2 separate regions of the Mus musculus genome follow, and region 2 is linked to region 1. A link is a loop called in an ENCODE intact Hi-C map of the cell type or tissue named here. Cell type or tissue: left cerebral cortex. All regions are shown on one strand. Links, peaks and the distances in the headings refer to the core of each region. The heading gives the core; the rest is flanking DNA.

The links. Peaks named below come from ENCODE experiments on the same cell type or tissue, not always from the same donor. Only the 100,000 strongest peaks of a DNase experiment are listed, where the experiment ranks them.
Region 2: a loop joins it to region 1, with 4 times the contacts of the local background. A loop is called at or near these places in 1 of 42 quality-filtered maps.

What each region holds. Positions count from the first base shown.
Region 1 is chr14:52,275,294-52,283,624 of GRCm38, forward strand. Rab2b (RAB2B, member RAS oncogene family) reads right to left here and starts at 4,102. Exons shown (of 8, transcript NM_172601.3): 1 at 3,903-4,102; 2 at 3,621-3,692; 3 at 150-217. The coding sequence starts at 3,948. Tox4 (TOX high mobility group box family member 4) reads left to right here and starts at 3,853. Exons shown (of 10, transcript NM_023434.3): 1 at 3,853-3,939; 2 at 4,095-4,363; 3 at 4,528-4,596. The coding sequence starts at 4,358. It overlaps Gm23758 (a small nucleolar RNA gene), which reads left to right and starts at 1,238; the gene lies at 1,238-1,327. In left cerebral cortex, for the core only: a CTCF peak has its summit at 4,164 (motif pointing right); a DNase peak (open chromatin) is centred at 4,175; H3K4me3 peaks cover 2,175 bases; H3K27ac peaks cover 1,155 bases.
Region 2 is chr14:52,328,276-52,336,606 of GRCm38, forward strand. It overlaps a transcript of Sall2 not described here. Among named protein-coding and RNA genes, the nearest start is that of Gm26328, 10 kb to the right of the region's middle. In left cerebral cortex, for the core only: no CTCF peak of the experiment used is centred there; no DNase peak of the experiment used is centred there; H3K4me3 peaks cover 61 bases; H3K27ac peaks cover 152 bases.

The DNA of each region.
Region 1 (8,331 bases), core at 173-8,172:
GAGTGCTGGGATTAAAGGCATGCACCACCACGCCCGGCTCATCCTATAGTTTTAAAACTACAGGTGTCTAGCATTCCACAAGGCTGCATTAGCTTTTACTGTTATAACTGGGCCTCAGTCTGGTACTAAATTGTTTTGCCCTCTCTTACCGTATCCCAGATTTGCAGTTTGATTTGTTTTCCATCGATGTTGACCATACGTGCTCCAAACTCCACACCTGTCAGTGAAAGACAAGAGAACGAACATGACTGTAATGAACACATACATGTCCATCTAGAGCCACATACTTTTCCCCAGTGTTATAATGATGAGTCCTTTGTCATCACTCACTGACATTCAGCCCGACAGTGGTTATTGCTCCAATTGAATTTGTGTTCCTTTTAGTTTCTTTTCTAGAATTAAAAACCCACTGACTGGACATGTAGCTCACTTGATACAGGACTTGCCTAGAAGCTCTGGAGTCAATCCCCAGATCCACATAAAACTGGACACAGGACTAGAGAGATGGCTCAGCACTAAAGCAAAGCATGTATGTGCTTCTTGGACTGGAATTGGGTATCAACACCCTCATCTGATAGTTCATAACTGCCTGTAACCCCAACTTCAAGGACTCCAATACCCTGTTCTGGGCCCTATGGGCATCTGCACACTCATGCACGTGCACATCCACATGCATGCCCCAGAACCCCTTAACTGAGCATGGCAGTGATCTAATCCCAGGCCTCATGAGGTAAAGGCAGTAGGAGCCCTAGGATAAGAAGTTCAAGGTCATCATGACTTACAGAGCAAGTTCAGGGTTGGCCTGAGATTACCCTACAGCTACAGGTATAACTCAGCGATAGTGTAACTACTTAGAACATAACTCACTAGGTTTAATCCCTTTCACCAAAAAGAAACAAGTGGATTCTAAGTGATAATGACTTAAGAATAACTCAGATGTAGAAAAGGGAACAAAGCTCATTCAGATAAAATAAATACAAGTAGTCTCACTGTTTTGATTTTACAGTCTGGATGACACTTGCTATATTAAGACCATAGGGGGCTGGGGGCTGGAGATATGGTCAGTGGTTGAGAGCACTTGGTCTTGGAGCAGAACAGAGTTTGGTTCCCAACACCCTTGTCCAGTGGCTCACAACTACCTGTAACTCCTGCTGCAGAGGGGTCAATGATCTCTAGCCCTTATAGGCACCTGTACACACATGTGCAAATACAAACACACATATATACAAAAAAATTTTTTTTAAGATCTGAGGGGGAAAAACCCACGTATGTGTTACCAGAGTTAGTTCTTTCCCTAGATCTGGTTTTATAAATTCTAGTAATAAACTAAGTTTGATTTATTATATAACCAGTTGATTTGTTTTAAGGCCTTATAATGACAGAGACTCTATCTAGATCTTCTTAAGAATTAGCCTTAAGAAAAGTGGCACTGCAGTTACTGTAATGATTTGCAAATAACATCTGAAGAATGTGTACCCGCTACAAAGCAAGTTCTAGGACAGCCAGGGCTATACAGAAAAACTCTTGTCTCAAAAAAAAAAAAAAAAGCCACTACAGGAAAGTTTTTCATAAAATAAACTACAAAGCTACAATTCATAGAAAAAAATTTCTAGAAAATGAACATAACAATTCTGGGACAAATAAAACTAAAAGAGATGAATAAATGCTTAGGAATGTTAGCTTACACTGAAATCTGACTAGGTAATATTTAATTCTACAATTGTTTTCAAAGAACTTCTTTGTTTGCTGGTTTGGTTGGTTGGTTTTGGTTTTTCAAGACAGGGTTTCTCTGTTTAGCCCTGGCTGTCCTGGAACTCACTCTGTAGACCTGGCTGGCCTTGAACTCAGAAATCCACCTGCCTCTGCCTCCCGAGTGCTGGGATTAAAGGCGTGCGCCACCACTGTCAGGCTCAAAGAACTTCTGAACTATTTGAAAGTTAAGTGTTTTGCCTGCATGTTAAGTATGTGTGACGTATGTGGCTGGTACCTGTGGAGGCCAGAAGAACCCAAAGGATCCCCTGGAACTTGAGTGACAGAGGATGATGGGTGCTGGGAATTGAACCCTTGTTCTTGGGAGAGCAGTCGGTGCTCTTAACTGCTGAGTCAGCTCTCCAGCCCATTGATAGCATTTCGCGACAGTGTCTCAGAGTACTGACTAGTTCTGTGTATGAAGCAGCACTTCTTAAACTGCAATTCTAAAACTGTTTTCATTGGCAATTAAAGAAGCTGCCTAAGGAACAGGTCTTCAAGGACAAAATACCTTCAATCACCAATAATTTCCAGAGTACATTGGTAATAGCCTCTCTTAAAGCAGTATGGAAACTGACGAACTGATAGAGCTTTTGACACTTTTCTATTTCTAGGCAAAATTCATCTCTTTCAAGGACAATATTTCAAAAAAACAAAAACCCCACTGCATCATAAGCAGACAATTCATCCCCTTTTCTATTTTCAAAATAGTATTTTGTACATAGCATGAGGAATTCATACTCTATATAAATATTTTTACTTTAAGGTGCTATATGAAATACCTGTTCTGAATACCTATTACCTCAACAAAAATCAAAAAGATATTTTTTTGGAAAAAAAAAATCACTGTCAACTTTTTTTTTCTCTCAGAACAATAAGAATGTAATTTCAATGAGTAAGAAACTAAAAAACAGGCTGAGTATAGTGGTGCATATCTAATCCCAGCATTTAGGACGATCAAGTCAAAATCATGGTCAGGTTACCCAGGAAGCTTAAAGCCAGTCTCGGCGCAAAAACAAACTTATTACGAAAGTCCGTGAGGCTGGGAGTGGTGGCGCACGCCTTTAATCCCAGCACTTGGGAGGCAGAGGCAGGCGGATTTCTGATTTTTGAAGCCAGCCTGTCCTACAGAGTGAGTTCCAGGACAGCCAGGGCCACACAGAGAGAAACCCTGTCCCGAGGGGGTGGGGGGGGGAGAGTCTAATGCAGGAGGATCTCTGGGAGTTTGTGTCCAGTGTGGGTTATATAATGAATCTGAGGCTATTTGCTCCTAAAAGAAGAGAAGGTGAAGAGATTAGAGGAGGTGTCTGTGCAGGAAGAACTGCAATGTCCGTACATTGGCTTTTACCTCTCCAGACTTAAAAGAATCCTATGTTGGTGTTTATGTTGAAAAACATGTGAAGCTGGTAGTTAATAACAAAATACAGATGAGATGTTTAATAAGCAGTCATGTTTCCGTGGGATTTTTCCATAAACATACAAGTTGCATTGGAAGAAAAAAAAATCCTACGGCAACTAGTATCTTACATCCATCTCTAAAGTTACCTTTCAATCATTTATCCTCCACTTACCAGCTTTTATCATTTTTCATATACCATGATTTCAGACCAAGGTAGCGAGAAGTAACTTTTTTTGGTTTTTCAAGACAGGGTTTCTCTGTGTAGCCCTGGATGTCCTGGAACTCACTTTGTAGACCAGGCTGGCCTCGAACTCTGAAATCCACCTGCCTCCCGAGTGCTGGGATTAAAGGCGCGAGCTACCACGCCCGGCCGAGAAGTAACTTTTTATTTAGAATACTGAGACTGTAACTTTCTCCTTTAGCAGTTCTGGCAGCTAGCTTTTAGCTGTTCTGGAACGAGGGGATAGCTTACCTATTGTGAGGTCGTGCACGGGCTGGAACCGCTTGTCGGTAAACTGAAGGAGGAGACATGACTTCCCCACACCTGCGAAAGAACGGTGTTCACTAGACGCACGTCACCCGGGAAGCCGCTGGCTCCCAGACAGGGAACAGGGTCTAAGGCAGGGGCAGAGCCCCGCCCCCGGGGCTCGCCCCGCCCCCTCCGCGCAACTCCGCTCACCCCGCCCCGCCCCCAAGCCGATTTTGGAGGTAGGATCCCCGCCCCAACTCCGAAGGCGGTCCGTCGGCGGGTTACCTGTGTCTCCGATGATGATGTACTTGAAGAGATAAGCGTAAGTCATGGTCCCGAGGCGTCTGTGTTCCGGGTCCTCCCGATTTCTACAGCCACTTACCTCCGACCTCTCTAGCCACTCAATCTACGGGTCTCCTTATTTGCCTCCGCTCCAGCCCTTCTAGCTCAAGCTGCGTCTCTATTGCTCTCCCCCAGAAATCTTCGCTGGATCGGCTGTACCGGACGCCGCCTCTAGGGCCACCCAGTGCTCTTCTACATGCCATTATCCCACCAAGCTCCAGGGGGCGACAGCGACCCTTCGGGCAGCTGGGATCGAGACTGGTTGCGTCCCTGACTCGGTCCAATCATCGGAGAGCGACGCTTTCTCCTTGAGGAAGTGACGCGCTCGGAACCTAGTGGGGGCGGTGGGAGCGATGCGGACGCGGAGACGCTGAGTCGCTGGTAGTGGTGCTGTGAAGATGGAGGTGGGTGCCGAGTCTTTGAGGGCTGATGAGGGTTCGCGGCCGACTAGGGGAAGCGGAAGCGGGAATGCAGGGCAGCGAGGAGCCAGGGGGGCTCGGGAGGGCTGGGGTCTCAGCACGCCACTGCTCCGCTCACTCACCCACCGCGGCTTTCTTTTGGTTTACAGTTTCCCGGAGGAAATGACAATTACCTGACGATCACTGGGCCCTCGCACCCTTTCCTGTCAGGAGCCGAGGTGAGCAAAAGCTGCTGATGCTGGGGCGCCGGAGGGCCTAGGCAGCGGTTAGGGAAGGACGGTGGGGGTGAGCGCGGGGGCTGGCGGGAGCTGGAGGGGACAGTGGCCGAGGCTTCGAGCTCCTCTAAGGACTGTGGAGGGGGTGGGGGTGGGGGAGAACCGAAAGCGGCTGTCATGAGGAAACCAGGATGTTGAAGAGACGGCTTGTTTGAGGAGTTTCTGTTCTGAATAGGAAGAACGAAAGGAATTGTTCTTTGGTTGGGGGTGAAATAACTAACAATCTTGGGAGACAGCAAGAAAGAAAAAAAATTTTTTCAGTAAAGAAATCGAGATAAAGAAAGTTGTTTATCCAGCAGGGAATAACTTCGGACAGTTGTTATTTCTTGAATTCTATAGGGGGCTCTTTTATTTGAAATGTCTTTTCTGATAAAAGTGGTTCATCCTACTGATGTGGCATCTGTTTGCTTGGCTAAAGAACGACAGAGGGAAAGAAATAGCTGCCAGAGAACATAGAAGGGGGTAGAGTGCACCTGTTTCCCAGTGATCACAGACTGACTATGTCACCTTTGGATTCCAGTTGTCAAATGACTATAATAACAGGGTTTGGTTTGGTTTGGTTTGGTTTGGTTTTTAAAGATGGCGTGAAGTAGAAGTAATGGTTGTTGGATGTTCTAAGACCTTCCACAAGGGTCACCTAAGACCATAGGAAAACAGATACTTTGTGATTCATAACAGTAGCAAACTTATATTTGTGAAATAGCAGCGAAAATAATTTTATGGTTGGGGGTCACCATAATATGAGGAACCATAATAAAGGGTCCATGCAGCATTAGGAACGTTGAGAGCCACTGCTGTAAGATATTCAGGAAAACTTTTGGTTGACAGATTTTCCTATTAGAAAGCATAAAACTTATTTGAGCAAGCGAAAGTCAAAGCTGCAGTGTATGAAATTTTACCATTTTTTTTTTGAGAACTTGAGCCTTGGTCCATCTTTTGAGGATTATATACTACCTCCCAAAGTGCTGTGAATTCATTTGCACGGTTGTTTGCACCAAAAGTAGTTATCCATTGCTGTTGTGTCGGTTTATCCTGTGGGAACATTGTTATGGTTGAGAGATGATTGACAGTGAGTGATTGCTAGTTGCTTTTGCTTTTTGTTTTTTGTTTTGGTTTGGTTTGGTTTGGTTTTTTGGTGTTTTTTTTTCTTTTCTTTCCTTTTTCTTTTCCTCTTTCTTTCTTTCTTTCTTTCTTTCTCTCTCTCTCTCTCTCTCTCTCTCTCTCTTCTTTCTTTCTTTCTTTCTTTCTTTCTCTCTTTCTTTCTCTCTTTCTCTCTCTCTCTCTTCTTTCTTTCTTTCTTTCTTTCTTTCTTTCTTTCTCTCTCTCTCTCTCTCTCTCTCTCTTTCTTTCTTTCTTTCTTTCTTTCTTTCTTTCTTTCTCTCTTTCTTTCTCTCTTTCTTTCTTTCTTTCTTTCTTTCTTTCTTTCTTTCTTTCTTTCTCTCTCTCTCTCTCTCTCTCTCTCTCTCTCTCTCTCTCTCTCTCTCTTTCTTTCTTTCTTTCTTTCTTTCTTTTTAAATAAAAGACAATCTCACATAGCTCTGGCTGTCCTGGAACTCACAATGTAGGCCAGGCTGACCTCAAACTCAAAGATATCCACTTGCCTCTGCCTTTCCAGTAAAGAGTTCTTCCCATTCAGAACAGAACTCTTTCCTGTGATTAAAGGCATACTCTAGCACTCCTGGCTGCTGGTTTATTGTTTAACTTAATATTATTGAATATTCTCCTAAGCAAAGGGAGGTATGACTCAAATGAGTGGCAAAATTAGGAAGGAAACGAAGTCTTACACTTGGTGATTTTATTCCGAGTTCCATCCAAAAGGTCTCCATGGTCTGATTTCATTGTTTGGAGTGCAGTAAGTCACATTGTCCTTATTTATAGGAAAGTACATTTTAAAAGTAAACACGGCTGGATGTGGTGGCACACGCTTTTAATCTCAGCACTCAGCCGAGGCAGGTGGATTTCTGAGTTCAAGGCCAGCCTGGTCTACAGAGTTCCAGGACAGCCAGGGCTACACAGAGAAACCCTCTCTCGGAAAAACCAAAAAAAAAAAAAAAAAAAAAAAAAAAAGGTAAACACAAGGTTGGGTGTAGTGGTACACATCTTTAATCCTAATTCCAACATTTGGGAGACAGAGTTGTGTGTCTTTTTTTTTTTTTTTTTTTTTAAGATTTATTTATGCGAGTACACTGTTGATCTCTTCAGAGAGACACACCAGAAAAGGGCGTCAGATCTCATTGCAGATGGTTGTGAGCCACCATGTGGTTGCTGGGGATTGAACTCAGGACCTCTGGAAGAGTAGTCAGTGCTCTTAACCACTGAACCATTTCTCCAGTCTCCCCCACCCCCACCCCATGTGTATCTCTTTAAATTCAAAATTACATAGACCATGTCTCCAAAAAAGGAAAAAAAAAGGTAAATACAGCTTTCAATTTTTCCTACCAGTCTGACGTTGATCAAAAGCTAACAGCATGAGGGATGGCCCTTTAAAACATGCAGGGACGGGGCTGGTGAGATGGCTCAGGGGTTAAGAGCACTGACTGCTCTTCTGAAGGTCCTGAGTTCAAATCCCAGCAACTACATGGTGACTCACAACCATCTAATGAGACCTGACACCCTCTTCTGGAGTGTCTGAAGACAGCTACAGTGTACTTATGTATAATAATAAATAAATTTAAAAAAAAACCATACAGGGACTAGATAGCGAAGCACTGGCCTACTGTGTGCTGGACCCTTGACCCAGCATTGACGGAAAAAGGGAGGACTTTCAAGGCTTGCTTCTGCCCTTTGTTTCTGTTCTGTTCTGGCTCCTGGTGTAGCTGTTGAGAGGAGGGAACATTCAGCTAAGCTTTAAGGTCCGTTTCAGGAGCTTCCTTTAGGCCTTGACTGTGTCCTTGTTACTTACAACTTGTGCACCTACTTGTTCCTGCCTCTCAGTGAATTTTTAAACTTTATGTCTTTGTTTAGTTTGAGAGGAATCGTTTCACTGTGTAGTCTTGGCTGACAGCAAACTTGCTATGCGACTAGGCTGGCCTTCGTTTGCCTCTGCTTCCTGAGTTCTGGGATTAAAATATATGCCACCGTGCCTGGCTTTTAATCTTCATGTTAGTGAATGTATGGGTCTTGTTGTTTCCAGCCTTATTGTAAGCCATCACTAAAAATAGGTGATCTTTTTAAAGCAATTCTTTTTGAAGAACAGTCATTTTTCAAGTTTGCTTGGTTTTTATTTTGGTTTTTTGTTTTATTTTGTTTTGTATTGTCAAAAAGAAAATAGCTGCCCTTATGGAGTATTAGCCATAAATTAATAGGAAAAAATGGACGGTGTTCAAGTTAAGAACTTCTTTATATCAAATATATCATTATAGGGGCTGGAGAGATTTTTTGTGTATGGGTGTTGTGCCTGTATCTATGTCTGTGCATCACATGTCAGGTGCCTGTGGAGGTCAGAAGAGGACAAGAGATTCCTTTGGGTCTGCATTATACACGTTTGTGAGCCACCATGTGGGTGCTGGGAATGGAACCCAGGTCCTCTGGAAGAGCAGCAAATGCTCTAAACCACTGAGGCATCTCTCCAGCACTGATAAAACTGTTTTTCTAAATCCTTGATGGCTGGTATATAGGTCATTTTTAGAGTTTTTGCTTAGTATGTGGGAGCTTCTGATTGAACCTCTGGACAGAGGG
Region 2 (8,331 bases), core at 246-8,245, 53 kb after region 1:
GGTATCGGTACCCCAGTGCAAACCACTGAGGAGCAGAGGAATTCTCCCGTCCCAGAGACGGACTGACTAGTGTGACTCTTTCCCGACTCCCTTTCTCTCTCAATCTCCCAAGTCTTTAAAGGAGAGACGCCCCCTTTTTTCCCCTTCAGCTTCTTCCCAACGCTCCTGCAGCTCCTATTGTAAAAGCAAAAATCCTAATCTTTCCGCACACTCTTTTCTTTTGTACTGCAGAGGAAGGGATTTAACCCTCTCCTCCCTGCCAGGACTCTGCCGGCCTCTCTGGGACTGCCCAAGGCTTGCTGTTCTAACTCTTCTCCCAATATCTTCCTTTCGGAGCCTTTTGATTTTTCCATAATTGTGCCTTGACGAAGCTCAGCTTCTGGGTTAGAAACTTCAACACAAACTTTCTCATATATATTGATTTTTTTCAGGCCAAGAAGTCAGCTATTGCCAGATGAAAATGGGAATATGTAAAGATTGGTAGACTGAGTAAAAATAGACACTATAATAATCATGTAGATATAGCTTTAATAATTTATACAGATCTCCACTTCTATGATGTATTTTAGTACTAAAATTCTTGAAATTAGCTCAGCAGCTTTTAAATTTTTTAATGAAAAAGTTATTACTGTGTATGTGTGCATGATTCATGTGTGAATGAGCATTCCTGATCCGACATGAATGAACGAACGTGGAAATCAAAAGACAACTTTGTGGGGAGTTGGTTTTCTCCTTACATCTGGATCCCAGTTTTGGGAATCCAACTCAGTTTGTCAGACTTGATCAGCAAGGGCTGAGACAATTTGTGCCAGCCCACAGCAGCGCCCCTCCCCCCATACACAACACACACACACACACACACACACACACACACACACACACACACACACACACATTTTGTAGCTCTGGCTGGCCTGGAACTCACTGTATAGACAGGTTGGCCTCAAATTCACATAGACCTGCCTGCCTCTGCCTCTCAAGCGCTAGAATTTACAGGTGTGTGTGTCACCACATACAATATCCACAGCAGGTTTTTATAAGAATGCTCTGCTGTGGACAGCTGTCTCTCCTGGTCCTGTCCAGGTCTTTCAGTGGAAAGGATGCTTGTGAGAAGACAGGAGAGCAGATGATTTCCTTCTGCGCTTCAGAATAAAGTCTGAGAGGAGGCTGTGCTGAATCCGTGGATCCTCTTTAACGTCTTCACAGGTAGGAAATAACAGTCAAGGGTTCTGTGGAAAGGACTGCTTGTGGGTGTCAAATTAGACCTTTTAAATAATCTGGCAGGTAGGCTGTGCTGCAGTTTACCAGCAGAGCATTTGCCTAGCGCAGTGAATGGCTTTAGTTTAATCCCCATCACCAAAAGGGAAAAACAAAAAGAAGGAATTCACCCAGCTGGGCACACTGTTGCGTATCTGCATTCTTAATACCCAAGAATTTAGGAGCTCCTAAATTTAAGGTTAGCACCAGCTACACGTATAGATGCTTAGTCAGAAAAACAATAACAGGTTGTTGTTGTTGTTGTTTTGAGATAGGACTTTTACTCCGTAGCCCAGGCTAACTTGGAATTCACTCTGCAATCTAAACTGGCCTGGAACTCACAGCAGTCCTCCTGCCTTGACCATTAGAGCACAGTATTTATCAGCATAAACCACCACCCACTAATTTTAAAAAATTAACTCAGCCTCAGCCATAAGCCTCCAGTCATCTACCCTATTGTTCTTTAACAACAACTTCTTCTTCTTCTTCTTCTTCTTCTTCTTTGTTTTTCTTTTTTTTTTATTTTTTTTTATTTTTAAAGACTTATTTATTTATTATATGTAAGTACACTGTAGCTATCTTCAGATACCCCAGAAGAGGGGGTCATATCTCACTATAGATGGTTGTGAGCCACCATGTGGTTGCTGGGAATTGAACTCAGGACCTCTGGAAGAGCAGTCAGTGCTCTTAACCACTGAGCCATCTCTCCAGCCCCCTTCTTTGTTTTTCAAGACAGAGTTTCTCTGTGTAGCCCTGGCTGTCCTGGAACTCACTTTGTAGTCCAGGCTGGCCTCAGACTCAGAAATCTGCCTGCCTCTGCCTCCTGAGTGCTGGGACTAAAGGTGTGAGCCATCATGCCCGGCTTTGTTCTTTAACTTCTAATTATAGCATCTTCCCCCGGCGAGTAGTATTGGGTCTAGAATATCCCAGTCATGCCCTATCCTCTAGTCATAGTATCCGAATTCCCTTGTTTAACTGTGTATACATTTTCTCTTCTGGCTCAGGCAGGACAACATTTGAAACACCAATTAGAAAAGCATTATTTTTTCCTTTTATGTTGATGATGCAAAGTTCTGTTGTCTCGACAAGTCCGGGCTAGTGTGACAAATACTAAAAGAGAGAAAGAAGGCAGCTGGTGCTAGAAGCGATGGATGCTAGAATTGAGGAGGAGGAAGATGCCACTTGTGGAGATGTTTGGCAACTCATTGCTCCCTGTTTGTGGAGTTCCCAGAATCTCTGCTATTTTACCAGATGTTTAGTGTCAGGTCCTGAGCGGCTGCCTCACTCTCTGTTTTTCGAAGTCCTGCTCCTCACATTTTAACACATATTTTAGTGGACCATTGTAGGTGAGGCAGGAAAGATTCTAGCTTTTCAAGGAAATGGACTGTGTCCTGTTACCCTCTTCCTGTTGTTTGCACCGTTTATTCCCTTCGTGAGGAAGAAAAAGAAGAGCACACACATGGCATTCTGCTTTTCTCAGACATCTGTGTGACATCTAAAAGGGCATACTTGGGGACCCGTATTTGTCTTTTTTCTGAGTCTCGGCCATCTTCATCTTTTCCTATTTTCCCTCTTTTTGCCGGCCTTATTATGAAAGGAAGGTCTCTTTCCCCTCCTCTCCATTCTTCCACCTCCTCCTCTTTACCACATTTTTTTTTTCTCTTTTTTACCTCTCCATTGTGGCCTCTTGACCTCCCTTCGGAATTACAAAAGTAGAATCCTTGAAGAGATGCTGCTGAGGGAATGTTAATGAGCCTTCCCCACAAAGGGGCAAAGACTTTACTTCACTGAGTTGGAAAAAAAGCCCCTTTCAAAAGGGATTTCTGTGTGTGGTGAAGTGGAGAGGGGAGGGGAAGGGGAAAGAGGGAGGGAGAAGGAAAGAAAGGACAGGAGAGAAAGAATGAAAGGAGAGATAGAAATGGAAAAAAGGAAGAGACCTGTGACAAGAAAACATGAGTGTAGCAATCTTTCTCCTTCAATCTGTGATCTAATTCTTGGAAAATGTAACTAAGGACTTAGTTTCCAAGACCCTGAAGAGGTACTCAAGGGCACTGGAAATGATACACAATAGGAAAATGAGACTTTTTCCACCACTGGCACTATTTGATCCCCCTGGCAGCCTGAGGTTTGGGGGATATTCTAGATGAGAAGCTGGTAGTTTTGAGATTCTATACGATATTTTCTAATATTTATCAGCATTTCCAGTTTGGGTTTCCTTGTTGTCTATCGGTCTAATGAGTTCTAGCACTGGCTTATAGTATTGTTAAGGTTGCTAGTTCCCCCAAGTCAGACTGCTTGAGCATAAGCCAGTTCCCTCATTTGTGTATAAAGCTTGTTTCTGGATTTGCTAAAATGTATATGAAGGGGCCAGAAAAATAGTTCATGGGGTAAAACACACCTACTGTATGAGTCTAATGATCCCAGGTCAGTTGCTGAAACCTGTGGTGGGACAGAATAACTCCCAAAAGTTGTTCTCTCACCTTCACATGCATGCTGTGGTACCCACACTCACACATGTATCATACACGCACACATATATGCACTTACACACACATACACACACATCATACACACAAACACATATACATGTACATCAATACTCACATCATATACACATGGACCAGACAAATCCACTCTTATATGTATGCATGAACACATATACACAGTACACATATACATCTTACACAGAGACACACAGAAACACACACACACCCATACACAAGCAATAATAATGAGGTGTGTCTGGCTCCTTTGTGGAGCACTGTGCCTATTTGTCACTTCTTCCCCAGTCTTCTTTTCTGAAACAACACAGACTAAACCCCCTGCTGCTTCTTGGTAACCAGACATTCCTGCCTGCTGGGCTTGTCTTTTCTAGGCTCATCTGAACACCAAGAACCCATACCATGGTTTCCAGACCATTTTACATTTCCTAGGGTCTCATTAGCCCTCCTCCGCCTCCTCCTCCTCCTCCTCCTCCGCCGCCTCCTCCTCCTCCTCCTCCTTTTTTTTTTTAACTGTAGCTCTGGCTAGGCCTCAAACTCAAACTCCCAGAGGCCACACTTGGATCATTTGGTTTGTTGGTGTCTAACTTCTGGAGTTCTTCATATGCTGTGGATGTTGGCTCTCTATTGGGTGTAGGATTAGTGAAGATTCTACTTGTCCCAATCCGTAGGCTGCCATTTTTCCTATTGACAGTGTCCCTTGCCTTACAGAAGCTTTTCAGTCTCATGAGGTCCCATTTATTAATTGTTGTTCTTGGAGCCTGAGCCATTGGTGTTCTTTTCAGGACATTGTCTCCTATACCAATGAATTCAAGGCTATTTCCCACTTTCTCTTCTATTAGATTTAGTGTGTCCAGTGTTATGTTGAGGTCCCCGATCCACTTGGACTTGGGTTTTGTGCAGGGTGGTAGATATAGATCTATTTGCATTCTTCTACATGCAGACATTCAGTCAAACCAGTACCATTTGTTAAAGATGCTTTCTTTTTTCCATTGGATGTTTTTAGCCTCTTTGTCAAAAGTCAAGTGTTCATAGGTGTGTGGGGTTATTTCTGGGTCTTTGATTTGATTCCACTGATGAACCTGTCTGTTTTTGTACCAATACCACGGAGCTATTATCATTCATATTGCTCTATAGTACAAGCTTAAGATCTGGGATGGTAATTACTCCAGATTCTTTTATTGCTCAGGATTGTTTTAGCTATCCTGGGTTTTTTGCTTTTCCATATGAAGTTGAAGATTGCTCTTTCAAGGTCTGTAAAGAATTGTGTTGACATTTTGATGGGAATTACATTGTATCTGTAGATTGCTTTTTGGGAAGATAGACATTTTCACCTTCTTTTTTAATTTTTATTTCTTTAAAGGCTTATTTATTTATGTATTTTATGTATATGTGTGCTCTATTTGCATGTATGCCTGCATGATAGAAAAAGAAATCAAGCCAGGTGTGGTGGCGCACGCCTTTAGTCCCAGCACTCGGGAGGCAGAGGCAGGTGGATTTCTGAGTTCGAGACCAGCCTGGTCTACAAAGTGAGTTCCAGGACAGCCAGGGCTACACAGAGAAACCCTGTCTCGAACAACAACAACAACAACAACAACAACAACAACAACAACAAAGAAAGAGAAACCAGTGCCCTTTGCCTTACAGAAGCTTTGCAATTTTATGAGGTCCCATTTGTCAATTCTCATCTTAGAGCATAAGCCATTGGTGTTCTGCTCAGGAAAATTTCCCCTGTGGCCATGTGTTTGAGGCTCCTTCCCACTTTCTCTTCTATTAGTTTCAGTGCCTCTGGTTTTATGTGGAGATCCTTGATCCACCTGGACTTGAGCTTTATACAGAGAGATAAGAATGGATCTAGCCTGGCAGTGGTGGCGCACACCTTTAATCCCAGCACTTGGGAGGTAGAGGCAGGTGGATTTCTGAGTTCGAGGCCAGCCTGGTCTACAGAGTGAGTTCCAGGACAGCCAGGACTATACAGAGAAATCTGTCAGGAAGAAACCACACACACACACACACGCACACACAAATTCCATTCTATTTTAGAGACCCCTTCTGGGAAAGAAAGCCTTCGGTGACTAACTAGTTACTGAAAAAATTCCTGTTCTCTTTTTGTGCTGGGCATTGATTTTTAGATTGAGGCTTTAAGTATCTGCTAAGCATGCCCTCTCCCGCTGAAGCATGCCCCCTTTCCTAAATGCTGGGACTATTGTTGCTGATATCTAATTCCTAGTAGTCAATACTTTAAATGCAATTTTTTTTTTTTTTGGTTTTTCAAGACACACACACACACACTTGTGATATATTAGAGTGGCTTATAGCCTGTGGTCTCACTATTCTGACAAAGGCTGCCTCTCCAACCCAAGAAGCCAACTGTTGTTTGGTTTCCGAGGCTTGGTATCACAGATGGTCTTAATACTGCAGAAGTGGGCTCTAATGACAGTGAAGGAATGAATGTGCCAATAAGAGTGAGGGCAAGCAGGGAAAGGCCAGCATTCCTTCTTCCCACATCCTTTATACAGGCTGTGACCAGAAGGTGTGCCCCAGAAGGAGGGTCTCTTACCCCAAAAGATCCAGATTTAGGGTTGCTCTTTCCACTTCAAATGATTCAATAATAACAACAATTAAAACCCCCAACCCTTTCTTGTGCTCCCCCTCCTCCTGATCTTCCTCTTCCAGACTAGTCAGACTTCCGTGTGTGTGTGTGTGTGTGTGTGTGTGTGTATGTGTGTGCGTGCGCACACGTGTGCGCGCACGCTTATGTGTTAGTGTGTATGCATGTGTGTGTATTAGTGTATGTGTGTTTCTGTGCATCTATGACTCTGTATGTGTGTTTGCATGTGTGAGTGTGTGTCCCAGTGAGTTTAATTGTTTATCATGGGTAAAGGGTTTTTGTTTTGGTGGTGGCAGCTCGGAAGTATTGTAAAAGCACTGAAAAATGTTTTTTCTGTTTTGTTTTTGGTGACAGGGTTTCTCTGTGCATCCTGGCTGTCCTTGAACTAGCTCTGTAAACCAAGCTGGTCTCAAACTCACAGAGATCTGCCTACTTCTGCCTTCTGAGTGCTGGGATTAAAGGCGTGCGCCACCATGACGGGATGACTAGTGTGTAGTTCTTAAACATTTCTAGTGCTGCAGATGGAACCTGGAACCTTGCTCATTTTTAGTATGGTAAACACTCTACCATTGAGCCTCTTTTCTAGCCTTATGCATCGATTTTGTAATTGGACTTTATAGTTTTTTGTTTTGGATAGAGTCAATGTAGCCATGGCTGGCCTAGAATTGGCTCATGGATCTACCTGCCTCTGCCTCCTGAGTGCTGGGATTAAGGCTGGACTTCAATCTTTTGATGGTATCTCTTTGTTGTTTTTATTGATACAATCTTATAAAATAAGTAATAATAATAGTTACTATTGTTGCTAGTTTTGAGACAGGATCTCAGGCCGGCCTTAAAATGTAGTTAAGTATGACCTTGAACTTGGATTCTTTTGCTCTACCTCCTGGGTGGTGAGATTTCACTAATTATACCACCACTCCAGATTTTACTGGGGACTGGGCATTGAACCCAAGTTCTCATGAATGCTATATAAACATCCTACCAGTTGAGCTACATCTCCAGCCCCTAATGCCCATGCTATAAAAAAAATGAAAGCATTTAAAAATTGGAGCATGAGCCGGGCGTGGTGGCGCATGCCTTTAATCCCAGCACTCGGGAGGCAGAGGCAGGTGGATTTCTGAGTTCGAGGCCAGCCTGGTCTACAGAGTGAGTGCCAGGACAGCCAGGGCTACACATAGAAACCCTGTCTCGAAAAACCAAAAAAAAAAAAAAAAAATTGGAGCATGGTATGGTGGCATACATCTTTAATCCCAGATTAGAGAGGCAGAGGCAGGAAGATGTCTGCGACTTTGAGGTCAGCCTGGTCTACAGGGTAAGTTCCAGGCCAATCAGGGTTACGCAGTAAGATCCTGTCTCAAAAAAAAAAAAAAAAAAAAAAAAAAAAAAAAGAAAGAAAGAAAAGAAGGAAAAGCTGGGCAGCTGGGCAGTGGTGGCGCATGCCTTTAATCCCAGCACTTGGGAGGCAGAGGCAGGTGGATTTCTGAGTTCGAGGCCAGCCTGTGGTCTACAAAGTGAGTTCCAGGACAGTCATGGCTATACAGAGAAACCCTGTCTCGAAAACCAAACCAAACCAAACCAAACAAAACAAAACAAAACACCCCCCCCCAAAAAAAAGAAGGAAAAGGAGAGAAAAAGAGAGAAAAGAAAGGGGATGGGGTGAGTCCAGCTGCACCCCAGTACCCCAGCCCTGGGGCCTCAACACAGGAAGACATCTCAGAAAGCGCTGGATCACCCAGCTGCGGTGGGAGCAGCATTGTAGCAGTGTGCTCTGAATACGCAGTCCTGGGTTCAGTCTCCTGCTCCCAGTCATCACCTCGGTCACCCATTAGCATCAGGTGGGTGTAGCATTGTAGCAGTGCAGAGCACAAGCATAAGTGAGAGCCGCTGTTTCCATGATCCTCACATCCATACTTTCTTTTTTTTTCTTTTTTAATATTTTTTATTAGGTATTTTCCTCATTTA